Regions from separate parts of the Homo sapiens genome. Here region 2 is linked to region 1. Evidence: read pairs that join two places in POLR2A ChIA-PET (ENCODE). Cell type or tissue: PC-3. All regions are shown on one strand. Each heading gives the region's core, and the rest is flanking DNA. Links, peaks and the distances in the headings are about the cores only. Region 1 holds the start of PPP1R8 (protein phosphatase 1 regulatory subunit 8). Region 2 overlaps EYA3 (EYA transcriptional coactivator and phosphatase 3).

Evidence for each region. ChIA-PET counts read pairs that join two places held together with the same protein. Peaks named below come from ENCODE experiments on the same cell type or tissue, not always from the same donor. Only the 100,000 strongest peaks of a DNase experiment are listed, where the experiment ranks them.
Region 2: POLR2A ChIA-PET joins it to region 1 with 12 read pairs; 9 of 35 experiments call an interaction of 5 or more read pairs at or near these places.

What each region holds. Positions count from the first base shown.
Region 1 is chr1:27,823,676-27,839,252 of GRCh38, forward strand. PPP1R8 (protein phosphatase 1 regulatory subunit 8) reads left to right here and starts at 7,107. Exons shown (of 7, transcript NM_014110.5): 1 at 7,107-7,216; 2 at 9,081-9,141; 3 at 15,024-15,177. The coding sequence starts at 7,161. LOC124903885 (a long non-coding RNA gene) reads right to left here and starts at 8,108. Exons shown (of 2, transcript XR_007065562.1): 1 at 7,074-8,108; 2 at 4,136-5,146. It overlaps STX12 (syntaxin 12), which reads left to right. Exons shown (of 9, transcript NM_177424.3): 9 at 1-768. It also overlaps the pseudogene RNU6-1245P and SCARNA1. RefSeq lists enhancers at 6,586-7,371, 7,245-7,414, 7,372-8,156 and a silencer at 7,035-7,114. In PC-3, for the core only: no CTCF peak of the experiment used is centred there; a DNase peak (open chromatin) is centred at 7,066; H3K4me3 peaks cover 3,358 bases; H3K27ac peaks cover 749 bases.
Region 2 is chr1:27,988,049-28,003,625 of GRCh38, forward strand. EYA3 (EYA transcriptional coactivator and phosphatase 3) reads right to left here. Exons shown (of 18, transcript NM_001990.4): 12 at 11,912-12,001; 13 at 9,272-9,330; 14 at 5,352-5,512; 15 at 1,649-1,763; 16 at 487-608. Among named protein-coding and RNA genes, the nearest start is that of XKR8, 36 kb to the left of the region's middle. In PC-3, for the core only: no CTCF peak of the experiment used is centred there; no DNase peak of the experiment used is centred there.

The DNA of each region.
Region 1 (15,577 bases), core at 3,439-11,438:
ACTAATGTGAACAGTAGGGAAGCAAGGGCCCAAATGCATAAGTTTCTTTGCACTGTTGCACTTACTTAATACAAATAAATGTTTTTTAAAGCTTTTGTAGTATGTTTTTATGAGTTAACATCCTAATGTGGTAGGTATTAGGTAATGTGCTGTCATGAGAAAAATTGAGACTTCCAAGAAAACTGGACACCAGGTGAGGGTTGGTTTGGAGACGGAATAGGTGTAGCTGCCTTTCCTTGAAAAACAGTGTGTAGAGATGGCTGAGTGCAATGGCTCACACTTGTAATCCCAACACTTTGGAAGGCTGAGGCGGGAGGATCAGTATATCGGTACGTCTGAGCCCAAGAGTTCAAGATCAGCCTGGGCAGTATAGCAAGACCCCATCTCCATTTTTTTTTTAATGATTTTTTAATTAAAAAAAAGAACAACAGGATAGAGCTGTTGGGGTGGCACAGTGGCCCAAAGAGCAGCTTCAGAGATAATTCCTTGGTTCTATGATCCCTGTTTAACTCCAAATTACAGTCGGACTTGGATACATCATTTGTAACATTGTAGGAAAGAAAAAAGTCTTGGTTGTGAAAAACGATTTGCATTTGGGTAAAATAAAGTGACCATGCTTTTGTTCTGTAATACTGTGTGACCTGTGGTTGTTGTAATGGTGATCATGGAGAGCAAATATGAACTTGGCCTGGATTTTAAATGGCCTAGAATTTGTGGTAGTTGCCAAAGAGGTTCTCCTAGGTGGTCTTAATAAACCTATTCACAGAATTCTCCTTATCTGTGCCTTGATTATCATTGGGAGCATCACAATCTAGGACAGCAGTTTTTAACATGGCTTCACATTAGAAACTAAAAAAATACAGTGCCCACTTTGGCAGCACGTATATAAAATGGGAACAATAGAGAGAAGATTAGCATGGCCCCTGCACCAGGATGACTTGCAAATTCATGAATTCTCTCTCTCTGTCTCTCTCTCTGTGTGTATGTATATATATACTTTTTTTTTTTTTTTTTTTTTTGAGACAGGGTTTCACGCTGTCGCCCAGGCTGGAGTGCCGTGGCACAATCTCAGCTCACTGCAACCTCCACCTCCTGGGTTCAAGCAATTCTCATGCTTCAGCCTCCCAAGTATCTGGGATTACAGGTGCTCACCACAATGCCTGACTCATTTTTTAAAATATATTTTTAGTAGAGATGGGGTTGTACCATGTTAGCCAGGCTGGTCTGGAACTCCTGACCTCAAGTGATCCGCCCACCTCGGCTTCCCAAAGTGCTGCAATTACAGGCCTGAGCCACTGGCGCCTGGCCGAAGTGCTCTATATTTTTAAAAAAATATTCTCTGTGCTCCTCTTCTTGCTAAAAAATAAAAAATAAATACTGATACCTCAGTCCCACAACTCCAAGATTTTAATTTAGTCTGGAGTATATATAGCTTGGGCATAGGGATTTTTAAAGGCCCCAGGTAATTCTTACCTGTAACTGTGGTTGAGAAGCATTGGTTTGGATGTCAGAAACTAGACTGGGGTACAAAAGACCTTAGCTGTGCCGTTAACTTGCTGAGGGTATTTGAAAAAGTCACTTATGGCTGGGCGCGGTGGCTCATGCCTGTAATCCCAGCACTTTGGGAGGCTGAGGCGGGTGGATCACGAGGTCAGAAGTTAAAGACCAGTCTGGCCAACATGGTGAAACCCCATCTCTACTAAAAATACAAAAATTAGCCAGGCATAGTGGCACACACCTGTAATCCCAGCTACTTGGGAGGCTGAGGCAAGAGAATTGCTTGAACCCAGGAGGTGGAGGTTGCAGTAAGCCAAGATCATGCCACTGCACTCTAGGTCTGGGCAACAGAGCAAGACTCTTGTCTCGGGGGAAAAAAGAAAAAGTAACTTAACCTTTAGGCCCCAAGTTTTCTTGGTAGCTCTTTTCCAGCTACGAAATTTTCTGATTATAAGGACCCACGGCAGTTTAGTGTGAACATACAAATTGTATTTTTACCTCTATCTTCCTTTCATTTTCTCATCTCCTTTTCTTTTTTTTTTTTTTTTTTTTTTTTTTTTTGAGATGGAGTCTCGCTCTGTTGCCCAAGCTGGAGTGCAGTGGCGTGACTCGGCTCACTGCAAGCTCCACCTCCTGGGTTCACGCCATTCTCCTGCCTCAGCCTCCCGAGTAGCTGGGACTACAGGCGTCCGCCACCATGCCCAGCTAATTTTTTGTATTTTTAGTAGAGGCAGGGTTTCACCGTGTTTGTTAGGATGGTCTTGATCTCCTGGCCTCGTGATCCACCTGCCTCGGCTTCCCAAAGTGCTGGGATTACAGGCGTGAGCCATCATCCCCTTTTCTACTTCCTTTATGAAATATCCTAGCAGTACTGGGTAGATCTAGCATTCTCTCTTCCAATGAGTTATTAATAAAACTATGGGCTGGGCGCAGTGGCTCACGGCTATAATCCCAGCACTTTGAGAGGCCGAGGCGGGTGGATCACTTGAGGCCAGGAGTTCAAGACCAGCCTGGACAACATGGTGAAACTCTGCCTCTACTAAAATTATAAAAATTAGCCAGGCATGGTGGCGCACGCCTGTAATCTCAGCTACTCAGGAGGCTGAGGCATGAGCTTTGCTTGAACCCAGGAGGTGGGGGGTTGCATTGAGCCAAGATAGCACCACTGCACTCCAGCCTGGGCAACAGAGGCTCTGTCTCAAAAAAAAAAAAAAAAAAAAAAAGAAAAAAGAAAAATAAAAAACTATGATACTGTATAAGGTATAAGGTAAAGTAGAAATGTTACTGTGGCTACTTAATCTGGGAATGTTCCAGAATAAGAACTTGCTAGATGCTAGACAGATACTCCCAGGGGAGTGTGTGTGTGTGTGTGTGTGTGTGTGTGTGTGTGTGTGTGTTTTGCTAAGGGGTAGGGATGGGAGGGTTCACCCACCGCAGTGCAAAATATCAAAATGAAATTACTGTTCAGTCTATGCAAAGTAAAACATTCTGAGCCACCTCTATTAAGTGTTTTTGTTTTTTTTTTTTCTATTCAGAGACTGTCCTCAGTCATGGGAACTCAGCTTTTGCTTTTGGTCACTAATTGCAGACCAGAGCCCACCTCAGATCTCAGTCCATCCTGTTCCCTAAGTCTGGGAATCACCTGCTGCTTCCCCGCTTTTCAAAGCATAGTTAGGGCCGGGCACAGTGACTCATGCCTGTAATCCTAGCACTTTGGGAGACAGAGGCGGGTGGATCACCTGAGGTCAGGAGTTCGAGACCAGCCTGGCCAAGGTGGTGAAACCCTGTCTCTACTAACAATACAAAAACTAGGCCGGATATGGTGGTTCGTGCCTGTAATCCCAGCATAATCCTAGCACTTTGGGAGGCTGAGGCAGGTGGATCATCTGAGGTCAGGAGTTTGAGACCAGCCTGGCCAACATGATGAAACCCTGTCTCTACTAAAAATAGAAAAATTAGCTGGGCATGGTAGCGGGCACCTGGAATCCGAGTTACTCGGGAGGCTGAGGCAGGAGAATCGCTTAAACCCGAGAGGTGGAGGTTGCAGTGAGACAAGTTTGTGTCATTGCACTCCAGCCTGGGCGACAAGAGCGAAACTCCATCTCAGAAAGAAAAAAATGATAAAATAATAAGAATACAAAAATCAGTCAGGTGTGGTGGTGTGTGCCTGTAATCCCAGCTACTCGGGAGGCTGAGGCAGGAGAATCACTTGAACCTGGCGGGTGGAGGTTGCAGTAAGCTGAAATCACACCATTGCACTCCAGCCTGGGAGACAAAAGCAAGACTTTTTCTGGCAGGGCACAGTGGCTCACACCTGTAATCCCAGCACTTTGGGAAGCTGAGGCAGGCGGATCACCTGAAGTCGGGAGTTCGAGACCAGCCTCACCAACATGGTGCAACCCCGTGTATGGTGGCACATGCCTGTAATCCCAGCTACTTGGGAAGGTGAGACAGGAGAATTGCTTGGACCTGGGAGGTGGAGGCTGCAGTGAGCCGAAATCCTGCCACTGCCCTCCAGCCTAGGTGACAGAATAAGATTCGTCTCAAAACATAATAATTTAAAAACTTTTTAAAGTTTTCTGACCTCAATATTCTTCTAATGTCTTTAGATCTTATTCTAAGGAAATCTATCAAAGGCCAACATACTAATCTCTTTATTGAGATACCAAAATCCAAAGGCAGCTAGTACATCAGTCTATTTTAAAAGGTTAAGGACCTAGATTGCTGCCCTCTAGTTTGCTGGTCTATACTGACATCATTGGTGCCCAAACAAAGAGCATTTTGCTTTATGAGGGCCTAGGTAAGCATAAGGTGCCACGTGTGAATATCTACTGTGCTAGAAACAGAACATGGCCAAGGAGTAAAGAATTAGAAAGGTAAGATGTAGCTTTTAGGTTTCCTGGGTCTATAGTCAGCAATAGAAGGATCACACAAGCTGAGAAGTTGAAATACAAAGTTGCCATAAGATACTATCAGGTCACTGCTAACTGCAAATGGCTTCAACACCATGTTATGCCTAAAAGGAGCATAGAACCTCAAAGGCCCACACAATTTCTGTAGGTAAAAGTATCTTCTTCTTTTCTGTTAGACTCAAAAACTTTTGGGACTAATTCCTTCTAAAAAATCATGCCCTGTATTCAGAAGAGAGGGACATAGGATTATTTCTGTTTTCTTGAAACCAAGTTTAGAATTTGAATTTTTCCAATCAGCCTAGTCTTACTTTGGAATCACAAGGCTGAAAAGGAGGATATTAACAGGCCATTTGATAAGTGATCTGATTAGTCGCCATCCTTGCTGGATAAGTTTATTGTGCTTTAAAGGCCAGAGGAAAAGGTGTTTCTCCAGTCTACCTAAGAGTTGATAATCTTAAAATCCAAGTTAATGTTATATTGCAGTTACTTTTTTGATCTTCTCACTCCTTCTAAGTTATATTGCAGTTAAATCTTGAGGGCTGGAGACTTCATCAAGGGCAAAAATCTTTTGAATAGGCTGATTTTCTACAGAACCAGTAGCATGGAAGCAAGAAAAGAACTACTTTCATCATAGATTCCTCAACTTGCTGAGCAGTGCCTCTTTCTGGATGAACAGGAACTTAGCAATTGATTTATTTAAAAAAGGAAAAACTGGTCAGATAATCCTCCCAACGCGTCTACAAAAGTGAAAAAGAGGGGCATCAGTTGCATGCTAATAATAAATATAATTATACCAACATCAAAGTGTAAGAGAGAATAGTGACTCATGAGCATGGCCTTCGGCATCATATAGGTTTAGGTTTTTGATCCCACTCCACTTGTTCTAGGGTGAAGCTGGGTAACTCAATCTCTCTAAGCCTCTCCTCTGGAATTATAATAATACCTAACTCAAGAGTATTGTCAGGATTAAGTGAGATGATCCATATAAAATACATACTTGCCCAGGTAACTGCTGAACAGACAATGCCATTAAAACCAGAGGCCCTCCCGTCCAGGAGGGAGGTGGGGGGGGGGTCAGCCCCCGCCCGGCCAGCCGCCCCATCCAGGAGGTGAGGGGCGCCTCTGCCCGGCCGCCCCTACTGGGAAGTGAGGAGCCCCTCTGCCCGGCCACCACCCCATCTGGGAGGTGTACCCAACAGCTCATTGAGAACGGGCCATGATGACAATGGCGGTTTTGTGGAATAGAAAAGGGGGAAAGGTGGGGAAAAGATTGAGAAATCGGATGGTTGCTGTGTCTGTGTACAAAGAAGTAGACATGGGAGACTTTTCATTTTGTTCTGTACTAAGAAAAATTCTTCTGCCTTGGGATCCTGTTGATCTATGACCTTACCCCCAACCCTGTGCTCTCTCCACTCAGGGTTAAATGGATAAAGGGCAGTGCAAGATGTGCTTTGTTAAACAGATGCTTGAAGGCAGCATGCTCATTAAGAGTCATCACCACTCCCTAATCTCAAGTACCCAGGGACACAAACACTGCGGAAGGCCACAGGGTCCTCTGCCTAGGAAAACCAGAGACCTTTGTTCACTTGTTTATCTGCTGACCTTCCCTCCACTATTGTCCTATGACCCTGCCAAATCCCCCTCTGCGAGAAACACCCAAGAATGATCAATAAAAAAATAAAAAATAAAAAACCAGAGGCCCTGCTAATGGTCTCTTAAAACCAGCTGGTGATCTAGGGCAAGCGAGCAATCCTTATGCTTCCTTGCCCTATAACCAAAAGCAAAAAATCCTTTTTAAAAAAATTAACCATTTGAGCCAAGCACAGTGATGATTTGGACCCCTGCTTTCTGACTGGACCTGCTCCTGGCTCCTGCTTGTCCAGAGTTTTCATAAACAGACTAGGTGACCCCTAATGCAGATTCCCTGACAATCTACAGGCCTAAACGTGAATTAGAAAAAAGTGAGTAGGGTGCCACTTTTTGGAGAAGGGCTGAAGAGAAACAATAATCACTCCAATCTCCGAGTTTTGCCCTTTAGCTTCTCCGCTTTGAGGGCAAAAGGCTGACGGTCTTAACCTAAACTCTGGAGGAGGATGTAGTCCCCAGATTTTTTCTTTCTTTACTTTTTTTTTTTTTTTTTTTGAGACGGAGTCTCGCTCTGTTGCCCAGGCTGGAGTGCAATGGCGCGATCTCGGCTCACTGCAACCTCTGCCTCCCGAGTGCAAGCGATTCTCCTGCCTTAGCCTCCCAAGTAGCTGGGATTACAGGCATGTGCCACTACACTCGACTAATTTTTGTATTTTTAGTAGAGACGGGGTTTCACCATGTTGGTCAGGCTGGTCTCAAACTCCCGACCTCAAGTGATCCGCCCGCCTCAGCCTCCGAAAGTGCTGGGATTACAGACGTGAGCCATCGCGCACGGCTTAGTCCCAAGATTTTAGAGCCAAGAAGCGTTTGCAGGAGGACGTAGGGAAAGACTGACTCCCCTCCCTACAAAGCCCCTTTTCCTTTGACACCTCCTGGCCAAGGAAAACCCTAACCACTGGAGACTTCCAGAGACGGCCAACTCGCACAAACGCTGAAAAAAAAAAAATCCCAAAAGCTCCTCTGTCCCCACTAGAAGCACCGCCCCCCGTACGGGCGTGCGTGAGCGTGCGTACGCACAGGCTGCTGGGATGCCGCTTTTCCCTTCTCGGTCTTCCAGTTTCCCGGCGTGCTTAGGGCGCGCCAAATGGGAGGGGGAGACGCAAGATGGCGGCAGCCGCGAACTCCGGCTCTAGCCTCCCGCTGTTCGACTGCCCAACCTGGTGAGTGGCGGGGCGGCCAGGGCTAGAGTGGCCCGGCCGGAGCTAGCCTGGGCTGGAAGGGCGGCTCTTTTTTTACTTTTCTGCTGCGAGCCGAACGGCTCAGAAACCCCGGAATGGTTGAGGAAAAACTGTTTGCTGCACCGGGCCGGGCGACGTGTTGAAGAACCGAGAGCCTGGAGCCCAGGCCCAGGAACTGAAGAAACCCGGGGTTGGGGGCTCAAAGGCGCTCACTTAGGCAGCCCCTTTGAGCGATTAGCCAGTCGCCGGAGCGCTTCGAGGCCTTGGCCCGAACTTACGCCCAACTCTTGACTGAGTGCCTGGTGCTCTCGTGGAGCATCGCATCTGGCCCCTTCCTGTACGTCCCGAGCGCGCTCGAGCCAGCCCCGGCCCCAACCCTACCTCCAAGCCCCGCATCCCTCTGTGGTTGCTGCATCCCTCGTGCGGCACTTGTCTGTCTGCCACAGAGAATACGAGGGTAGGTTAGCGCCATCCCTGCCCTCAGGGAGCTCCCAGTCTGTGGCACTAGTAGGCATTAGTAATGGTTGGCATGAACCCTTTTTATCCCTTCGAAAGTTCTTGGGAATAATGAAATAATTTAATTTGGTCTTTGAGTAGGGTACAAGTTGAATAAATATGAATTACCTTACAAGGAAACGCTTCTGAATTAAGAGTTTTTTTCTGCTGTAGCTCATCGCAGTGTATTGTTTGTTGCTTGTCTCTGTCTCCCGTTGTATTGCCATCCTCAAGGGCAAAGACTGCATCTTTGTATTCCCAGCTCCTAGGCCTGAGTCAGGCACATAGTAGGAATTCAGAAAGTATGTTTTGGATGTAACATTCCTCCTTTTTCCTGGACAAAATGGCCTTTTGTCCGGTGCATTGTCCTTTCCATAGAGGAGGGGTTGGGGCAGGATTGTGAGATGACTGTGTTGAATCTTCAGTTAGCTAGACAAGGATACGTTTTTTCATGTGCAAATCTAAAGGTTCTAGTGAGGTGGTTCTTTTTTCTAACTTCAAATTAGCAAACCCAAAAAGCAAGCAAATGTGTGGCTATTTTCTGGATCGCTTTGCACTTTTGTAGTAGTTGCTTCAGTCTACAAATTCTGTATCCATTTTGATCCCTCGCTGTATTGATTTCAAATTTGGGCCGAGATAGCAAACATAGTTAGAAAGCACTGTTTTTGAGATCACCTACCCTTTCCTTAGGATCTGGTAGGTACCAGGCACCGTTAGGTGCTTTGACATATGAGTCTCCCTTGAATGGTATGGCTGTAGGATATAGAGGAAACGTCCCCTAATCATGCTGTTGTAGAAAGACCTGTTTCAAGGGTAACATATTCATTTGGTACCTGGTTTCATGGGGCATGATTTTGAATTGCCCTAGTTCCCTAATTATGCACCTCTGATTTGGTTTCAGAGCTCAGGACAGTACTCTTTGCTTACTCTGTGATGAGACTAATCTTGATGAGCCCCAAACAGCAACTAATTTATTCGGTCTTTATATGATATTGGAGTAGGGGTGGATTTCAGATTCAAACTCCAGGTGACTAGACCACCCCAGCTATCGTACTTGCACTCTCTATGCAGTTCTTTCTCTGAGGTGAAGATCCAGTGTTAAAATATAGGTTTCTTGGTGCTGCTCTAAATACAGATCTACTAAAATCTGTTGCAGAGCAATTGAATCACTAGGGAAGTAAGTGTCAAACGTAGAATGGAGCTGTAATAACAGTGAAGTGGATGACATTTCTGCTTGAACATGAACTAATTATAGGCTGGTAGGAGAGCTGCAATGTTGAATGGGACAATGGTTGTAAATAGCATTTATAAACCCATCCTGAAAATGCTTTTTTCTATTTTTATTTTTCAGGGCAGGTAAGCCCCCTCCCGGTTTACATCTGGATGTAGTCAAAGGAGACAAACTAATTGAGGTATGGAAATACATGTCTTACTTTTTTGGCTGCCACACTAAAGATTTTTGCCAGTGACTCACTTTTCCACCCCCTCTCCTGTGCTTTGTTTTCCAGCAATGCTACTTTCTTTCATCCTGATTTTTTTTTTCTGTTAAAAGCACATGGTGACATCACACATTTAAAGCTTATGTCTACCACAGACACTCAATTTTTTGTGACTTCTCTCAAATGAAGGGTTTTAATAGGTCATGGGTCCTGTGGGCCCCAGTCAAACTGGAAGCCCTGTTAGCTTGGTTAATTCCCTCTCCCTGAGTACATGGAGTTGTGTAAACCGTGCAAGGTATGCAGTAACTGAAGAAAGTGAATGATATATATTGAGTTTAACTTCTAAGTTAATTTTAAGACATTCAGGCCCAACTCCTTATAAGAAGTATGGTAAACTAAGACATTTACTCAAAAAGATAATGGAATTGTGGTGAAATTCATTAATTGATTCTTTCAAAACATGTATTGAGTGTTTACTATGTGCCAGTTACTGTGCTTGGCATACAGATTGCAGCAGTAAGCAAAACCAACATAATTTCTGTCCTCAAGTCATCCAGTGGGAGAGACAGAATCACACCAAAAAATTACATAATTATATTTGAATTAAGTACTATAAAAGTTTAGCAGAATTCCAGCTTTTATACAAGCCTCTAGAGAGAACACCACATAGGAGTTCAAGAGAACATGAGTTTTTATTAGCTATTAGTTTGCGTAAATTTTTTATAATCCTTACGGTATTATTTATTTACCAAGAGATGGATATTAAGCCCACTATGACCATGTAGCTGTGAGTCTCCCATATTAGACCAATTTTATATTTGCTTGCTCAGCTAGAATTTAGGTTCAAGGCCCCATTATTGAATGCAGTTTTTTCATTGTGGTTTTTTGGTATTTAATAAAAATGTTGCAGTTCCACGGTTGCTAGATTGAAAAGCTATCTGAGATCTTTTGAAGGTTACTCTGTAAATATATTGTTGTCACTTTTGAGATGTTGTAGAGATAACCAGGTATTTTGCAAAGTATTAAGGCATGCACGAGTTTTAATGATTTCTCCTGTTATGAATACATCATGGACTCAGCCAGTCACAGAGAGCCCCTTTGTCATGGGTTCTTCTCTCTTAAAGATTTAAAACCTCAAGATTATTCAAAGAAATAATTTAGCTAAAATATCTGTAAAACCTTTTTTGCTATAGATTGTTCCACAGTTACAAAATATTTGTTGCTGAATAGCACAAAGCTTGAAGACATATAGGGATCTGTTTTATTACTAGAATTTAGCAAATCTTTAGTTTGCAACAGGAAGAAACAGACAGGGTTGCCTAGTCTTAATGATAACATCACATTCCTTTGTGGAATAATTGGTATTACATTTTCAAAACACTCTAACTTGCCAGACACTCCTCTGATCATTGGTGTCTATTAGCTGATAACGTTCTCTTTCGATGTTGTTAAGTGTGCTGAGTTGCCACAAAGTTGTCAAGTTACAATCCTTAGACATCACTGTATTCTTGAGAGGCGTAGACCTGAGATGTGCTTATTTTTAGATTTAAACTTGATCAGCACTTGATACTAACCGAGCTGTCTATATCCTAGCCTTGTGTCAAAGGCTTGTGATGTGTTGTGATAGCTGGGTTTAAGAAGTGCAATATTAAAACAAAAGCCATGAGTCTTTTAAGCCCAGTGTGTAAAGATACACTCTGAGTTATAACTCAGAGGCACAACTGGATAGCAGTACTGGCCATAGCTAGTCAAGAAGCTACGGCTTTAGTGACTGTTGAAAGCCAGTGCATTATTTCATTCACTTGGACAGAAGCAGCACATTGTTCAACATCTAACACATTTCCTTGGTTCTAAGACATACTGTTTTCTGTTAAAATTCCATACATTTTGGCCAGGTGCGGTGGCGGCTCACACCTGGCCTCCCAGCACTTTGGGAGGCCGAGGCGGGCAGATCACCTGAGGTCAGGAGTTCAAGACCAGGCTGGCCAGCATGGCAAAACCCCGTCTCTACTAAAAGTAAAAAAATTAGCCAGGTGCAGTGGCACACCCCTATAATCCCAGCTACTTGGGAGGCTGAGGCAGGAGAATCGCTTGAACCCAGGAGGCAGAGTTTGCAGTGAGTGGAGATTGCACCACTGCACTGCAGCCTAGGCAACAAAGCAAGACTCCATCTCAAAAAAAAAATTCATTCATTTTAACATTTCTGTAATTGGGGTGCCTTTAATACTGAATGTGTACATTTAATTTGGAGGCACTCTTTTTTTTTCCTCTCAAAGAAATCCCTAAATCTCTAGTATGTCTTTTGGCACCCTAGATTCATAGAAATTTAGTCATTGTTATTTTAGAACCCAAGAGCTGGTGGTCTTTCATGTTCCTTCAGCACAATCTGTGAGCACTGTGGTTAGCAAATTTAAGTTTGTGACAGCATAATCCATGTGCATATAAATATGAATGAGAAGTGCAATGAGATTCAGCCCAAATAACTATTACCTAGAGAGAACAAGTTGTTGAAATTTCTGGGCTCTCTCTTAATCCTGAAATAATGTCTTATTTTTAACTCAAGTCTTAAAAACCTTGGGTCAAAGCAGACATGAAGGTGACTGACTGAGCTGTCAGGCTGTTGTTGAATCTTGGTTCTCCATAGTAGTGTGGGCCCAGAACAAGCTCTTCCAGCAGCAGATGGGCACTGCCAGATAGGGTTTCCCAGAGGTGACCCACATATCCAAGCTAGCCTGAATTAATTGAACCTTAAGGCTGAGCTTGAAAGAAACTGGCTAAGTGATTGTTTAAGGAAAAGAGTGTGACCCACAGTACTTATTCTCTCCTTAAAATATTCCTTGCCATATGGTGCATTTTTTGATGTAAGTAGAATGAAGAAAATATATAATGTGGTTAAAACAGCTTAGACTCTGAAGCCAGACAAATCTGAATTTCTAACCCGGCCCACAAGTATCTAACTGTGTGAACTTGAGTATGTTAATTTCTTTATGCCTCAATTTTGTCATTTATAAAAATAGGAAGAGAATAGTATTACCCACCTCATAGGGTGGTTGTGAGGATGAAATGATATAATGTAAAACTCATAGCATAGTGTGTGGCATAGAAGCGCCTAGCAGTTGTTACTGTAATCAGTGCTGAAATTGTGCTTGCATGAGGTGTATCTTTTGGTTTTGTAAGGGGATAATAGCAGCCCATTGTGAGTTAAAGGACTTAGCCAGGAATGAAATATAAGCTTCTTGATTCCCAGCCGGGTACTAACTTGACTATACTCTACTCAGCTTTATGCTATATTTTCTCAGGGATTTTAGGACTATAGTGTGAAATGTGAACTAGCGTTTAATGAGACCTCATGTTTAAAGGAAAAACACAACATACCCAAATGAGAGTTATTCCTCAAGTGCTCCCACTGGATTACTAGACCACTAGCACTGGAAGAAGCTTTAGCAATAATTCATCTAGAGTCCTTCATCTATAACAGTCCAGTTTATAACCGATCTGTGGCAAAGGCTTTACTGATCCAGGATTAAAAGAAATATAAGGACAGGTATAGCAAGTTTTTTATTTTTATTTTTTTGTTTGTTTTTGTTTTCGAGATAGAGTCTTGCTCTGTCGCCCAGGCTGGAGTGCAGTGGCCGATCTCGGCTCACTGCAAGCTCTGCCTCCCGGGCTCATGCCATTCTCCTGCCTCAGCCTCCCGAGTAGCTGGGACTACAGGCACCTGCCACCACGCCCGGCTAATTTTTTTTTTGTATTTTTAGTAGAGACGGGGTTTCACTGTGTTAGCCAGGATGGTTTTGATCTCCTGACCTTGTGATCCGCCTGCCTCGGCCTCCCAAAGTGCTGGGATTACAGGTTTGAGCCACCGCACCCGGCCAGCAAGTTTTTTATAAAGCTAAATTTAGCTCAGGTCTAGCACGGTGGCTAACACCGGTAATCCCAGCACTTTGGGAGGTTGAGGCTGGCCATTCACCTGAGGTGAGGAGTTCGAGACCAGCCTGGGCAACATGGTGAAACTTGTTTGTTTTGAGACTGTCTCAAAAACAAACAAAAATACTTTGGGACTATGGCAGCATGATTAGAATAGAAATAGGTGTTTACACTTCATTCCTTTCCCAAATATACATTTGAATGTTTATTTTCTGAGAAGCAATCTTATTACAATTTTTTTCGGTTTCACTAGGCTAAAAGCAATCTTGTTACCTTATAGACATGCATTGTGCTTCTTGTTTCCTAATTGATCTAAAATTAAGATCCAACAGAACCTTTTTTCAGAAGACAGCCACTCTTCATACAATTGTTGATCTCAGGCCAGGCACGGTGGCTCACCCCTGTAATCCCAGCACTTTGGGAGTCTGAGGCGGGTGGATCATGAGGTCAGGAGATCAAGACCATCCTGGCTAACACGGTGAAACCCTGTCTCTTCTAAAAATACAAAAAATTAGCTGGGCGTGGTGGCACACGCCTGTAGTCCCAGCTACTCGGGAGGCTGAGGCAGGAGAATGGTGTGAACCCGGGAGGCAGAGCTTGTAGTGAGCCGAGATCACGCCACTGCACTCCAGCCTGGGTGACAGAGACTCGTCTCAAAAAAAAAAAAGAGTTGTTACTGTCTTGAGGGCAGGCCACTTATATCTAATAGAATTAAGAAAAGTTGGGCCGGGCGCAGCGGTTGGCTCATGCTTGTAATCCCAGCACTTTGGGAGGCTGAGGAGGGCAGATCACGAGGTCAGGAGAACGAAACCATCCTGGCTAACACGGTGAAACCCCTACTAAAAATACAAAAAATTAGCTGGGCGTGGTGGCGGGCGCCTGTAATCCCAGCTATTTGGGAGGCTGAGACAGGAGAATCTCTTGAACCCGGGAGGCGGAGGTTGCAGTGAGCCGAGATCGCACCACTGCACTCCAGACTGGGCGACAGAGCGAGACTTAGTCTCAAAAAAAAAAAAAAGAAGTTGGCCAGCCATGGTGGCTCACACCTGTAATCCCAGCACTTTAGGAGGCTGAGGTGGGCAGATCATGAGGTCAGGAGTTCAAGACCAACCTGGCCAGTATGATGAAACCCTGTCTTTACTAAAAAATACAAAAAGTAGGCCAGGCTCGGTGGCTCACGCCTGTAATCCCAGCACTTTGGGAGGCCGAGATGGGCGGATCATAAGGTCGGGAGTTCGAGACCAGCCTGGCCAACATGGTAAAACCCCGTCTCTACTAAAGATACAAAAAATTAGCCGGGCATGGTGGCGCGTGCCTGTAATCCCAGCTACTTGGGAGGCTGAGGCAGGAGAATTGCTTGAACGCAGGAGTTGGAGGTTGCAGTGAGCCAAGATTGCACCATTGCACTCCAACCTGGGTGACAGGGTGGGACTCCATCTCAAAAAAAAAAAAAAAAAAAATTAGCTGAACGTGGTGGTGCACGCCTGTAGTCCCAGCTCCTTGGGAGGCTGAGGCAGGAGAATTGTTTGAACCCAGGAGGCAGAGGTTACAGTGAGCCAAGATCATGCAACTGTACTCCAGCCTGGGCAACAGAGTGAGACTCCATCTCAGAAACAAAAAAGAGAAAGAAAAGTTATTTTCATACCAACACTAGACAAACACTACATTGAGGAGATGAATTACCATCCATTCTCCAAAAAATGTTATTTTAGTAAATTATTCTGAGTACTTTATGTTGAAGAATAATGGGAGATATTTTTTTCTCCTTGGAAAGGATTTATTTTTCTTTTTTTGATGCAAGGAGATGGAGTTTTTACTCAATCTAATGGAAAGGAATTTTATCTACTCAAGATTCTCTATTTGGGAGAGTTTTTGGTAAATGCTGTTGAAACAAGATTTAAGTAATATTTAATTTAATATTTATTTAGAAACTGATTATTGATGAGAAGAAGTATTACTTATTTGGGAGAAACCCTGATTTGTGTGACTTTACCATTGACCACCAGTCTTGCTCTCGGGTCCATGCTGCACTTGTCTACCACAAGCATCTGAAGAGAGTTTTCCTGATAGATCTCAACAGTAGTAAGTAACTCCCTCCCAATTCACATGTTACCTTTAGGCAATATGAAAATACTCTTTGGGTTCTTTAGTTTGGAAATTACGTTTTATGGAAAAAGTTAATGTTTGGTTTTTAAATCCACCCTTCTCTATTTCTGTGATTTTTCTATTTTCCTGAGATAATTGCTAACTGACTGTGGAGAGAAGAGGGGTTTGGGGAGCACTGTCCTGGAGGAATCAATAAGCAAACATAAGCTGGATGTGGGGGCTCACATCTGTAGCTACTCAGGAAGCTGAGGCGGGAGGATCACTTGAGCCCAGGAGTTCAAGACTGCAGTGAGCTATGATCACACCACTGCACTCCAGTCCGGGTGACAGAACAAGACCCCATCTCTTAAAAACAAACAACCAAAAAAGAGCTGGG
Region 2 (15,577 bases), core at 3,703-11,702, 160 kb after region 1:
TTGTAGAGACGGAGGTCTGCCATGTGGCTCAGGCTGGTGTTGAACTCCTGGCCTCAAGTGATCCTCCCGTCTCAGCCTCCCAAAGTGGTGGTAATACAGGTATGATTCATCTTGTCTGGCCACCATTTTTAGGTATATAGTTTAGAAGCTTGATTTTTAACCTAGTGCTTTTTCTATTATACTACATACTCTCTGTGAAAAAGAGAAACTTGAAATGAGGCAAAACTAGATTTCTAAGCTAGATATTATGTTCTTTCAAATATTATCAAAGAGCATGCTTATGTAACTTACTAGCTGTGAGAACCTGAGCAAGCTATATAACTACTAAGCCTCAATTGCATTACTGAAAATATTAGAAGACTGTTGTGAGGACTGTAGGTATTACAAATAAAGTGTCTAACAAGAGGGGCTAGAAAATAATAGGTGCATCATGAGTAGAAAGTTTTATTGCAAGGCCAGTGACAAGAAACAGCATAGAAACCATACCAATTTTGGTAGCACTATAGATGTTCTCAATAGGAAATATTTCTCCTAGTCCATATAGGAGAACCTTGGCCAGGGCTGGAACCAGCTGGGTGGTAGTGATCAGAACATTCACACAATTCTTTCTATAAGGGAGTAAAAGGGAAAAGAAAAGGTGAAACTAAACCAACCTGGGAGCAAGAATTCGTATGTGCCAACTCTTTAGAATTTAATTATTAAAAATTAACTTTAAAGGACCTGGTATTATACTGTTCAGAGCCAATGTTCAGCTACTACTCATTATTTCATGTTCATTTACTTTCTATATTAAAGGGCAGAGATTCTACTCATTTTTGTTATCTTAGTGGACACACAGCAACAACTTAGTTCTTGCCTTCTTTCCCCTCTGACCATTCTAGTCACAAGTACTTGATAAATACCACCAACCCATGTCACTGATAGCATATTTTAGAAAACAAACAACAAAAAGCTCTGAGCTGTACTCTTTCATCTGAATGCAAGTCAGTCCATAAATGAGATATGATTTGTGTTCGCTTTGCTCTTCACACAATAGCAACATAGATTCTAGAATACACATTAATTTTATATGTCCTTTACCTTCACCAGATATCCACTCCTTGGTGTCAGCTTTACTGTTTACTACGTTGTGGATCTGGAATTACTGCTTTGCGGGAGGGAGTAATAGGGTATTGGTGCAGACACAGACTGGTGCATTTATTTCCCAGTCTAAGCTTCACGTTGAAATCTCCTTAATCTGCTTAATGTACCCTTTTTCTTTTGAATCTTGCCTTCTTTAGTGGGTTTGGATACATTTCTTGGAGCTTCCTGTACCTAGGACATTGTAATAACATCTCCTCCATGTATTCTTTGACGTCACCAGGTCCAACTTATGGACAAGAGATTATGGGTTACTGAGTTTTAATTTCGTGAGCAAAAAGTAAGGAGAAAGAAAAAGGATTTCATATATAAATATTCTCTTAAAACTAGAAGTTGTGCTGTTAACATAAAATGACCTTGCTTCTCACCTAACACAAATACTTCCCTACATCATTTAAACTCCTCTCTACCCCTATCCCAAACCCTATTTTAGAGAATGGCTTATCCTGAACTGGAGTAGAAGAATATGTCGCTGAGAGGATGAGACCTAAAAGAACCATTTCCATACCTGGACTGGATGAGAAGTAAGGACTTTAATGCAGTTCCTAACCAGGAATCTGTTAAAACTTCAATTTCTGCTCTTAATCTCTGCAGTGCTTCCTTCCTCTGGGGACTGAGGAGACCTTTAGGAATAAAAGCAGACACATTTATCATTTGACAACATATATTTGCTGACAGTGAGAAAGCAACTTCTAAATTCAATTTAAAAAGTGTGAGTCACTGAAATATTCTACTGAGTATGTTTATATATATATATATACATATACGTATTTTTTTCCCATGAACACATGTGCTTTATTGAATTCCATTGTAGACAGGTGAATATAAACTGCTGTATATAGGGGTGGGGTCAAAAGGGCAGGACCAACAGCCCCAGGGTGCAGGGTCAGCAGTGGAGTACATGGGCTCTACTACTGGCCTTGGAGATCCTTTATCTTCTGAGAAATTGCTTGGAAGATTATCACTGAGCTAGTGGTGAAAAGCATGATGAGTGCAATGACCACAGGGATGTCGAGGAACAGGGTACAGATGTTCAAGCACTTGGTGGTGGAGGCACAGGCCTGCGCCCCGGTCACATCACCCACCATCTTCCTGTCCCTAGACTTCATGCAGTACACTAATGCTATGAAGCCCAGGAAGCACTAGTTTATGAAGAGCATTTTGAACAGGGTTTGGGCATGGAGGTCTCACTGCAGATGTGGATCACAGAGGACATCAAGGGAGCAGAGCTATGGGGTGCCCCTAGCATGGCAACCTCGTGTTTCTCCTTGAACATCTCCTAATTTGTCGGGAGGCCAGTGTTGGCGTGAGTGAACAAGGATTTGGAAGTGTGGTTCTTGGTGTCAAGATAAGACCAGTTGTCCTTTTTTTTTTTTTTTTTCTGAGATGGAGTCTTGCTCTGTCGCCCAGGCTGTAGTGTAGTGGTGCAATCTCAGCTTACTGCAACCTCCGCCTCCCAGGTTCAAGCAATTCTCTGCTTCAGCCTCCTGAGTAGCTGGGATTATAGGCAGCTGCCACCACACCCAGCTAATTTTTGTATTTTTAGTAGAGATGGGGTTTCATCATATTGGCCAGGCTGGTCTTGAACTCCTGATCTCATGATCCACCCACCTTGGCCTCCCAAACTGCTGGGATTACAGGTGTGAGCCACCGTGCCTGGCATTTTTTTTTTTTTTAATTTCTCTTCTTGGAGAAACCTTAGAGTAGTGCTACCCAGAATGCCATTTTTACTTTCTTTATCACAGTGTTTTGGGGATGTTCAGGCAAAGATAAATTTTTAGAAAAATCTTGTTACGGGGACACAATAACAACAATAAAATCAGCTGACAGAAATAATTTAGATTCTGGTGCAAGCTCCTTCTTTCATCACCAACCAATAGCATATCTTTTGCAGACTGGTTGACCACACTTTGAATTGCACTGCTTAGAACATGACATCAAGAACCAAAGTGCGAAAAATTAGTGTTACAGCTAGAAGAGTCCTTAGCATTTCTAATCTCTCTGTAAAGAAACGAAACCCAATGAAAAAAAGGGCCCTAAGATTACACAGTAAGTTTGCAGCTTTTGGTCTTAAGAAGTCTTTCCACTACTCCACAGAACTTCCATGGTGACTACTTGTCCACTTGCTTCAGAACATGTTGACATGAAATTCCAGGTTGAATGACTAATTCTCCATACTGTACTTCTGAAACAACTCCAACTGATAAGACACTAAAACACTACCCAAGACTAGATATCTAAGCACAAAAGAGAGCTCATATGATGGGAGCCTGCTCTCAGACACTTCAGTTAAAATATTCAAGCAGTAAATCTGGATCTGAATTTTCTACAGTGAAGGTTAAAAAAAAATCCTGTATTCTATTAGTAATACTCCATAAAAGCAGATGGCATTTTTGTGAGGAGGAGAACTGGAGTATAATTTGTTTTCAGATTGATGGTTCCACAATGTAAGCCTAGAATTAGATGACTCTTAACATTTTGGATAAAACAAAACGACAACAAAACCAGTACCTATATATGATATACTCAACTAATACATGATGTGGCGCTTTCATCAATTCATATTGTACAAAACATACAGCTGGCCATTAATTTTAATCTATTCTCCAAAGTAGGCTCAGAGGATTCTCACACAGGGTTACATCGCTTTGTTCAGGAAACCAGGTCCAGGCATTGGGCAGGGAAAAGATAAAGAGACTCAGGCTGTATATGAAAACTAACAAAAGAAAGGCTAATGTTTGTGAGAAAGAAAATGCAAAAAGATGTGGAGTTACCAAAATAAAAAATACTGGCTTTGAATCATGAGAAGAAATAAGCAACAAAAAGGGGAATCTGAAAAAAGTAAATTAGATTCCTGAAGTCTGGAAGCCCATGATTTTTATCTGGTATTAGAGAGCTGTAACTGAAATGAACCAAATTGATCTGTAAAGTCTTGTTCCTACTTTCTGCGCCATATTGTAAGGCAGCATAGTATAGTACAAGGGCTCTTGACCTTGAGTAAAATACCTCTAGGCCAGCAGTCCTCAACCTTTTCAGCACCAGGGACCAGTTTCGTAGAGGACAATTTTTCCATGGACCTGGGTGGGGGGCGAGAGGTTTCGAGATGAAATTGTTCCACCTCAGATCATCAGGCATTAGTTAGATTTTCATAAGGAACATGCAACTAGATCCCTTGCATGTGCAGTTCACAATAGGGTTTGTACTCCTATGAGAATCTAATGCCGCCACTGATCTGACAGGAAGTGGAGCTCAGGCAGTAATACTCACTTGCCGGCCTGCTCACTTCCTGCTATGTGGCTGTGCTGCCTGGTTGCTAACAGGCCGCTGACTGGTATCAGTCTGAGGCCCGGGAATTGGGGACCCCTGCTCTAGGCAGGCTATGTAATCCCTGAATCTTTGAGCAACATTTTGTATGTATTTGTATCTTTGATGGTGATGGTTTACAGTTTTAAATATTTTCTCAAAAGAGTACCTCACTATAAAAGGAGCTGCATGAAAGTGCACTGGACCAAAAAGTTAGGGAATGTGAATTTCAAACATGGTATGGTTACAAATTTGCAATGTGACCATGAATAAGCTGCCCCCACTACCCCTATGATGGACATCACTTTTCTCAACTGTAAAATGAGGAATTCAGATTAGACTTCTGTCTCTTTTAATTCAAACAATCTATGATTAATTAATTCTAAATAATAGAATTTTAGGCTTAGTGGCATCTGGCATTTGAAATATTTCTGGTCAGAAAGAATTTCCAAGATTCTTTAAATCACAACACATTGATACTACCAACCTACAATCCTGGACCTAGATTTCTGTCCACGAAAAGTTACTAGCTAGTTCTACTTAACTTGTCCTGATAGTTATATAAACCAGCCAAAAAAAAAAATGTGGCACCCTATTAACTAGCGTTGACAGCAGTTGTGATACATGTCATCAAACATAATCTACAGAACATGTTTCCTTTAAAAAGGCATTTGTCCAAAGACAACAAGAGAACTTTCCAAAATTATGCTTAGAGAAGCCCGTTAGAAATATAGAGCTTCCTCCCAAAAGGTTTCAACCAAACCTCTATTTTTTTAAATACAGAGTTTAACATATAACTGTGGCATAATTTATAAGCAGTTGTCATGGGGAATCTAAGGAATCCCTGGAAAGAAAAGGAGGAAACCAGGAAGAAACAGAGAATCAGACTGGTTATATGCCACACTTACCACCCACGTTGCTTTTATGCTTATCATAGATTTCTCTCACTTTCCGGTAGCGGAAAGCTAGTTTCCTCATCCAGTCCACACCTCCCTGAACACCCACAGATGAACCATGGCTGCCACTACCTCCTGAGCCACTGAAACCATCTGTTGAGAAACTGTAGTTGCTGCAAGGAGAGAAGATAATAAAAATTAAAATTTATACAGCATAAAGTTTTTGTTTGAGTGCTATTTGGTTGGGTTCTTGGTATCTGATAAATAAGGCCAATGGCTTTAAGGATCTTCTTCCTTAATCTCTGTATGTCAGAGTCTATCTTTCATTAGTTCTCTATCTCACACTTATTACTTCTATCAAAGAAAGGACTGAAATGAGAGAGGGAATGAAAGGTAGAAACAATTCAAGCACCAGCATTCCTTAGAGGTTGACTTGGGATAAGGCATCTTTTTCACTAATGACAGAAAATAACCACACAGTGAAAAAAGCAGAATATAAAATTTTGTGAGTACACTTACACACACAGTGATTGCAACTATGTAAAAAGGAGAAACATGAAAAAATAATGAAAGGAAATAGGCTAAAATGCTAACAATGGTAAGATAATGGCAGATATTTCCTTAAGTGATCTGCTGGCTGGTTTATGTTCATAGGTCACTGTGGTAGCTTCAAAATATATCTACAAATTCTTTGATATTCCTCTCTTCTAATTCTGCTCCCCTTGGGTATGGACTATACTTAAAATATAAATAGAAAGTGATAAAACTGATAGTGTTAGGCTTCAGAGACTAGGCTTCTTCTGCTCTCTCTTGGAGCACTTGCTCTGGAAGAAGCCAGCTGTCACGTGAGAACATTCAAGCAGCCCCATGGAGAGGTATGTGTAATGAGGAACTAAAGCCTTCTGTCATCAGCCACATGTCAGAGATTGGAAGCACATTCTCCAGCTCCAGTTAAGCTTTCAGATGATTAGAGCTCTAGCCAACATCTTGATTTCAACCCCAGAAACTCTAATTGAGAACTACCTCTGGGGCTGAATGCAGTGGCTCATGCCTATAATCCCAGCACTTTGGGAGGCCGAGGCGGGTGGATCTCCTGAGGTCCCGCCTCGGCCAACATGGTGAAACCCTGTCTTTACAAAAAATACAAAAATTAGCTGGGTGTGGTGGCGCATGCCTGTAGTCCCAGCTACTCGGGAGACTGAGGAAGGAGAATCGCTTGAGATTGGAAGGCAGAGGTTGCAATGAGCCAAGATCACGCCACTGCACTTCAGCTTGCGGGGGGAAAAGAACTACCCCTGGCCAGGTGCAGTGGCTGGTGCCTGTAATTCCAACTATTTGGGAGGCTGAAATGGGAGGATTGCTTGAGGCCAGGAGTTTGAGACCAGCCTGGGCAACATAGCAAGATCCCATCTCTAAGAAAAAAATTTTTTAATTAGTCAGGTATGGTGGTGTGTACCTGTTATCCTAGCTACTTACGAGGCTGAAGTGAGAGGACCACTTGAGCCCAGGAGGCTATTGGGAACTATGATTGCACCATTGCACCTTAGCCTGGGCAACAGAGCAGGCCCCGTCTCTTTGGAAAAAAAAAAAAAAGGAACCACTTCTGTACACTTAAAAAATGATAAAGATGGTAAATTCTATATGTATATGTATATTTTACCTTGACAAAATAAAATTTGTAACAGTGAAAAAATAAATTAACAATAGATTTTCTAGATTTAAAATCCTTTAAGTAGGCTGGGTGTGGTGGCTCATGTCTATAATCCCAGCACTTTGGGAGGCCAATGAGGGGGGATCACTTGGGTCCAGGAGTTCGAGACCAGCCTGGGCAACACAGGGAGACCCCCATCTCTAAAAAAAAAAAAAATGGAAATATTAGCTGGGTATGGTGGCATGCGCCTGTGGGCCCAGCTACTCAGAAGGCTGGGGTGGGAGGATCATTTAAGCCTGGGAGGGTGAAGCTACAGCAAGCCATATATGATCACAACACTGCACTCCAGCCTGGGTGCCAGAGCGAGACCCTATCTTAAAAGGAAAAAAAAAAAAAAAAAAAAGACAATGAGTACAAGCTGGGTGTAGTTGCTCACACCTGTAATCCCAGCACTTTGAGGGGCTGAGGTGGGTAGATTGCTTAAGCTCAGGAGTTCGAGACAAGTGTGGGCAACATGGCACTCTTGCCTCTACTAAAAATACAAAAAATTAGCCAGGAGTGGTGGCATGCGCCTATGGTCCTAGCTATTTTGGGGGCTGGGGTGGGAGGATTGCTTGAGGGAGGCCAGGGACAGGGGTTACAATGAGCCGAGATGGTGCCATTGCACTCCAGCCAAAAATAAAAAATAAAAATGAACAAAGAAATTGAGTAAATATTAATAAAATGAATAAATTAAAATAAAATAAAAAATATTAAGTATTTCTTAAAAAGAAAAACTAGCTAGGTCACTTTTAAGTTCCTCACCTACAGAAGCTGTGAGAGGATAAATGTTTCATTATTTGTTTGTTTTTTAAGACGGAGTCTCACTCTGTCACCCAGGTTGGAGTGCAGGGGCGTGATCTCGGCTCACTACAACTTCTGCCTCCCGGTTTCAAGCAATTCTCCTGCCTCAGCCTCCCAAGTAGCTGGGACTACAGGCGCATGCCACCACGCCTGGCTAATTTTTGTATTTTTAGTAGAGACGGGGTTTCGCCATGTTAGCCAGGCTAGTCTCGAACTCCTGACCTCAAGTGATTGGCCCGCACTGGCCTCCTGAAGTGCTGGGATTACAGGCGTAAGCCACTGCATCTGGCCATTTAACTGTTTTAAGGTACTAAACTCTGGAGTAATTTGTTGCATAGCAACAGATAATACAATTATACAAACTAGGAAGGATTAATATTTCATAAGTAAAGATCTAAAAATGACTGAACAACTTGGTTCAATCAAAAGTTAAAATAGATCCCAATATGCTAAGAGTGAGATTCTGTGCTTAAGAAAATATAGCTGCTAAGACATGATAAGTAATTACTGGTTAGCCACACGTATAAGAGGAAAAAAAACAACTGGGGTTCAGAGCAGAATATAAACTCTTCAGACCAGACTTTTCCCTGAAAAGAACAGTAAAGTGTCATAAGAATTGTGCCCTCCATGACCATGTGACACCACAACATGTACAACTGGATGCTGTACCTGAAAGTGAAACCTTCCAATATTCTCAGCTCTACCTGACTAGGTCCTTATTAAGGTGGTATGTCCAGTTCTACTCCGTATTTGAGAACTGGTGGATAGAACACTGAATTTTGGGGTAGTTACTGGGAAGAACATTTTACTTATAAAAAGGGATAAACATTCAAACAAACTAATATGAAAAGATGTGACAGGTTTTTTTCTTATAAGTCTTTAAGCTAGATAAATTTTTGGATCTTTCTTAGCTAAGGCTAGTGGGCCAGAACAAAGAGGAATGAGGAGCCTGAGCAAGCATTTTGCCACTGAGATCTCCTTGGTTTAACTTTCACTATAATAAAATGTGGAAGACTACCTTACAGAGATGGGATCTCCCTGTGTTGTCCAGGCTGGTCTTGAACTCCAAGACTCAAGTGATCCTCCTGCCTCGCGCTTCTAAGATGCTGCAATTACAGGTGTGAGCCACTGTGCCTGGCTTGCTACCCATTCTTTAATGTTCTGCTTTAATGCTACTCCACTGAGAAACCTCTCCAGTGTTGGCACTACCCACTCCCTATCCCAACAGAATTCTTTCTTCTCGTGCTCCACGGCATTTTCTATTGTCACCTTCTCACACTATACATCACGGTTAACTATGTTTGTTTCTATGTCCTCTAACAGGTTGTGAGCTCTTTCAGAGATATATTCTATTTATCTTTGTTTTCCTCCAAACCTAGACAGACAGATCTTGCACATAACAGGTGTACTGGTGTTCAAGAATCATTATGTTTATCACCTCAAGTCTTGGCCATTGTCATCAGAAGCCACATCTTCCACATGTACCTGGTCACACTCCTGTTAAAAGACAAAACATATTACTTCAGTCCAGGGAGTAGAAGTGATATTACCATCATGACATACTATAAAAAGACCATATACAGTGGCAGGATAATGAAATGCCTTATGGAATCTCTTATGTGTGGGTGATCACTCTCACACCCCTTGCTGTCCAATTCCTCTTAAGACCTGATTCACATCCCAGTCTTCATGAGTTCTGTAACTATCCCATCCCTTGTTTCTACTCCTATCTCAATATTTCATTTCTCCAACAGCTCATGGGAATAAGCACAAGCTCCCTTACACTTCAAATGTTCTTATGTCCTACACCAGACTGTAAGTCCTATTACAATGCAGGTCTCTTGGGGCAGGAGCCACATCTCACATCTCCTTTGCATCTCTCTGATCTAGTCCAGTATCCTTACGTAGGTTGTGCCCAATAAATTTTTATAGACAAAACAGACGCTGGTAGTGTGGTATCAAAACCGAGAATGACTGAAATTTCTAACTTCAAAGTCAGGAGTTAGAAGAGGTCATCTAAATCAATCTCCTCATGTTTTAAAAGTGAGGTGAAATGATTTTCTCAAAGTCATACAATTAGTGAGTGGCAGAAAGAGACTAGAAATAACCCAGGTTTTCTGCTTCTTTTTTTCCCCCGCTTCTAATCCAAGGTTCTTTCCACCAAGCCCATGCTACTACTGACATAAAATGCCGCCCACTACCTAACTGATGGATGTACTCCTCTGATACCACTTAGGGTACCTGCATCAGAATCCTCTGGGGAAGTTTTTTAAAAATGCATATTCTTGGGTCCATCCCAGACCTACTTGAATCAGAATTTCTGAGAGTGAAGTCCTAGAATCTCCACTTTTAAGAAGCTCCCCAGGTGATTCTTATGCCCCCTAAAGTTGAGAAGCACTGACCTGGGGGGCAGGAACACATTCAGGTCAAATTCTTCACAGAACTTTCAGTTCCTGAGTGAGGACTATGTCTAGAAAATCATTACAAATACAATTGGCAATAATTATTGGCATGTAGTAGGTTTTCAATAAATGTTTGCTGAATAAAAACTATGATGTCCTAATTTATCAACATATGAAGTTGAGGGAAGATTAAAGCATTATGGAGTTTAGACAAAAGTACTGGAGCTCGGGGCACTATTAATTTATTGAAGAATTGTCTGTTGAGTAGAACAGACGTTTATTTTAAAAGAGATGGGATTACTTTGTGTTGGCTGGGTGCAGTGCTCACGCCGGTAATCCCAGTACTTTGGGAGGCCAAGGTGGGAGGATCACTTGAGCTCAGGAGTTTGAGACCAGCCTGGGCAATACAGTGAAACCCCATCTCTATTACTAAAAAAAAAAAAAAGATTAAAAAAATGATTACTTTGTGTTTATAAAATACTATCTTTTTATTTTTTATTTTAAAGACAGAGTCTCTCTCTGCTGCCCAGGCTGGAGTGCAGTAGTGCAATCTTTGCTCACTGCAACCTTCCCCTTCTGGGTTCAAGCAATTCTCCTGCCTCAGCCTCCTGAGTAGCTGGGATTACAGGTGTGCGCCACCATGCCCGGCTAATTTTTGTATTTTTGGTAGAGACGGGGTTTCACCATGGTGCTCAGGCTGGTCTCGAACTCCTGACCTCAAGTGATCTGCCCGCCTCGGCCTCCCAAAGTTTTGGGATTACAGGCATGAGCCACCACGCCCAGCCTATAAAATCCTATATTACTTTACTTTAAAATTTTCACTATTTTTAAAACTAGGTAAAACATGTACTACACAGCTCAAAATTCAAAGGACATGAAGTGAAAAGTGTGCTCCCTCCCACCTTTGTGTCCTGGCAACTCATCCCTCTCCATAGATGGTAATCAGTGTTGGTAGTTTCCTGTGTAGGATGACTGCATAACTGAGGCCCAGAATGGGAACATAACTTTCCCTATGTGAGATTCACATTCTGGTCTTCTGACTCCCTGTCCTGTGCTCCTTCTGCTACACCATGTTCACCTTAAAGGTGAACTCAAATGTCAAAGCCAAAAAATTTCACCATGAAGCTCTTAGTGTTTCCTGGTTTTTCTGGCACCTAACTATAAAATTATTCTGAATATCAAGGTTAACCTACATATGAACAACAAATATGTATAAAATATGATGGGTTAGAGTAACCATTTATAGATTCGACAAATCAGGAGACTATCCTTTAAGAATGTAAAATGGAAGAAAAGTCAAAACATAATTGAGAGTACAAATAATCAAACTCACTTTATATATATTATTTAATATAGATTATTAAGTTAGAATATTGGTTTATATGTCAGTGTTTTGCCTGATGGGTTGGCCTTTCCCCTAGTGCTAGATCACCTCCAAATAAACTAACAAAAATCAAATTTTTGAGCCAATAAAATTGAATGTCAGAACCAAAACTGTGGTGACCCAACCACAAGTACTATTTCTCTAAGACTATGTATGTATGCCTTAGTGGCCAGCTGGCCTCTCCATATCCACCCTATCTAAACACATATCTTCTAATATAATAAGCAAAAGCTCTAAATAGTTATTGAATGAAGTGTCTCAGTGAAGCACAGAAACAATTTAAAATGCTTACCTCTAAGTCATTGAAAAATAGATGAGTATCAGCCACTTCAAAAATCATTTCTTCCATTGTTAAACCTGAGCCAATCACTACTGTTGGGTCCTAGAAGACAATAAGAAAAAATCAGCTTGACTTGGTAGTCACAGTCCTGGTTCTAATCTTCAAATTTCAAAATTATTTTAGGTCAAGGCCAAAACACACGAGCTCCCAACTGTGCTTCAAACTATCATTGATGCAATTTCATTCACAGTTATGAGAATCCAGGATTGTAAAATAGAGAAGATATGGACAGTTAAAAATTTCAGGACTTTAGTTTCTAGAAATTAGTAGTTTCATAAAGATAAATGAGGACAGAAAATATGATTTTTTTTTTCTTTTTTTTTGAGACGGAGTCTCACTCTGTCGCCCAGGCTGGAGTGCAGTGGTGCAATCTTGGCTCACTGCAAGTTCTGCCTCCCAGGTTCATGCCATTCTCCTGCCTCAGCCTCCCGAGTAGCTGGGACTACAGGCATCCGCCACCACGCCTGGCTAATTTTTTGTATTTTTAGTAGAGACAGGGTTTCACTATGTTAGCCAGGATGGTCTTGATCTCCTAACCTTGTGATCCACCCCCGTCGGCCTCCCAAAGTGCTGGGATTACAGGTGTGAGCCACCGCACCTGGCCAGAAAATATGTTTTTAAAAAGATACAATGCTGACCAGGCAAGGTAGCTAGCTCACACCTGTCATCTCAGCACTTTGGGAGGCTGAGGCGGGAAGATTGCTTAAGGCTAGGAATTCTAGACTAGCTGGGGCAACAAAGCAAGACCCCCGTCTCCACAAAAAATAAAATTTGGCCGGGTACAGTGGCTCACGCCTGTAATCCTAGCACTTTGGGAGTCCAAGGCAGGTGGACTGCTCGAGCCCAGGAGTTTGAGACTAGCCTGGGCAACATGGTGAAACCATGTCTCTACAAAAGTAAACACAGAAATAGCTGGGCATGGTGGTGCACACCTGCAGTCCCAGGTACTTGGAAGGCTGAGGTGGGAGAATCACTTGAACCCAGGAAACAGAGGTTGCAGTAAGCTGAGACTGCACCACTGCACTCCAGCCTGCGTGACAGAGTGAGACTCTGTCTCAAAGTGTGTACGTGTGTTTGTGTATTTATACACATATCTATATCACTGTATATATTTATATAAGATATATACATTATATATACACAGTAATATATAATTTATATAAACTATATCACTATGTAAATATATTCACATATTATATGAATATACTTATTACATTATTTTAATATATATTTTATATAATAATATATATGATACAAGATATATACATTGTATTTTCACGTTCAGGTCTTCTGACTCCCAGTCCTGTGCTCTTCCCATTATATCTTCTTCAGCTCAAAGGTGAACTTAAATGTCAAAGCCAAAAATTTCACCATGAAGCTTAGTGTTTGTTTATAATGTAAAAAACTGTTTTTCATGAAATAATATTATGTGTATATGTAAATATATAAAATTTTTTTTTGCCAGGCGCAGTGGCTCACGCCTGTAATCGCAGCACTTTGGGAGGCCAAGGCAGGTGGATCATGAGGTCAGGGGATCAAGACCATCCTGGCTAACGTGGTGAATCCCCATCTCTACTAAAAATTAGCTGGGCATGGTGACGGGCACCTGTAGTCCCAGCCACTCAGGGGACTGAGGCAGGAGAATAGCGTGAACCTGGGAGGTGGAGCTTGCAGTGAGCAGAGATCGCACCATGGCACCCCAGCCTGGGTGACAGAGCGAGACTCTGTCTCAAAAAAAAAAAAAAAAAAGTCTCGCTCTGTCACCCAGGCTGGAGTGCTGCGGCGCGATCTCGGCTCACTGCAACCTCCACCTCCCAGGTTCAAGTGATCCTCCTGCCTCAGCCTCCCTAGTAGCTGGGATTACAGGCATGTGCCACCATGCCCGGCTAATTTTTGAATTTTTATTTTATTTTATTTATTTTTTTGAGACGGAATTTCGCTCTTGTTGCCCAGGCTGGAGTGCAATGGTGCGATCTCAGCTCACCGCAACCTCCGCCTCCCAGGTTCAAGCGATTCTCCTGCCTCATCCTCTCTAGTAGCTGGAATTATAGGCATGTGCCACCACGCCCAGCTAATTTTGTATTTTTAGTAGAGACGGGGTTTCTCCATGTTGGTCAGGCTGGTCTCGAACTCCTGACCTCAGCTGATCTGCCCTCCTCGGCCTCCCAAAGTGCTGGGATTACAGGTGTGAGCCACCGCACCCGGCAATTTTTGTATTTTTAGTAGAGATGGGGTTTCACCCTGTTGGCCAGGCTGGTCTCGAATTCCTGGCCTCAGGTGATCCACCCGCCTTGGCCTCCCAAAGTGCTGGGATTACAGGCGTGAGCCACCATGCCTGGCCAATATATAAAATTTTTATACACATTTTGGGATTACAGATGAGAGCCACCACGCCTGGTCTTATTTTATAAATATATATATAATTTTTTTAATTTTATATATTTTTATAATCAGTTTAGTTATATAGCTTATGTCAGCATGCCAGACTAGACACTAAAAGCCTGTAGAAAATACTAACAGAGGCTGGGTATAGAAGCTCATGCCTATAATCACAGCACTTTGGGAGACTGAGGCAGGAGAATCACTTGAGCCTCAGATTTCAAGATGAGACTGGGCAACATGGCGAGATCCCATCTCTACAAAAATAAAACAAAATTAGCCGGGTATGGTGGCATGTGCCTGTAGTCCCAGATACCTGGAGGACTGAGGCAGGAGGATTGCTTTAGCTCAAGAGATCGAAGCTGCAGTGAGCTGTGTTTGCGCCACTGTACTCCAGCCTGCATGACAGAGCGAGATATTATCTCAGGAGAAAAAAAAAACACAAACCTCCTGGCCAAGCACAGTGGCTCACACCTGTAATCCCAGCACTTTGGAAGACCGAGGCAGGCGGATCACTTGAGGCTGGAGTTCGAGTCCAGCCTTGCCAACATGGTAAAACCCTGTCTCTACTAAAAGTACAAAAATTAGGGCTGGGCGCAGTGGCTCACGCTTGTAATCCCAGCATTTTGGGAGGCCGAGGTGGGCGGATCACGAGGTCAGGAGATCAAGACCATCCTGGCTAACACGGTGAAACCCTGTCTCTACTAAAAATACAAAAAAAAAAAAAAAAAAAATTAGCTGGGCGTGGTGGCAGGCGCCTGTAGTCCTAGCTACTGGGGAGGCTGAGGCAGGAGAATGGCGTGGACCCAGGAGGCACAGCTTGCAGTGAGCTGAGATCACGCCATTGCACTCCAGCCCAGGTGACACAGCGAGACTCCGTCTCAAACAACAACAACAACAACAACAACAACAACAACAACAACAACAACAAAATTAGCCAGGCATGGTAACGGGCACCTGTAATCCTAGCTACTTGGGATGCTGAGGGAGGAGAATCATTTGAACCCGAGAGGCAGAGGTTGCAGTGAGCAGAGATCATGCTACTGTACTCCAGCCTGGGTGACAAGAGCAAGACTCTCTCTCAAAAAACAAACAAACAAACAAACAAACAAAAAAACCCACACCTACTAACAAAAACATTAGTAACCATATGAAATAACTGGAAGTAACAGGACAGGTAAAGGAGGCAAATATTTTTATTTTTAGAGATGGGGTCTCGCTAAGTTGCCCAAGCTGGAT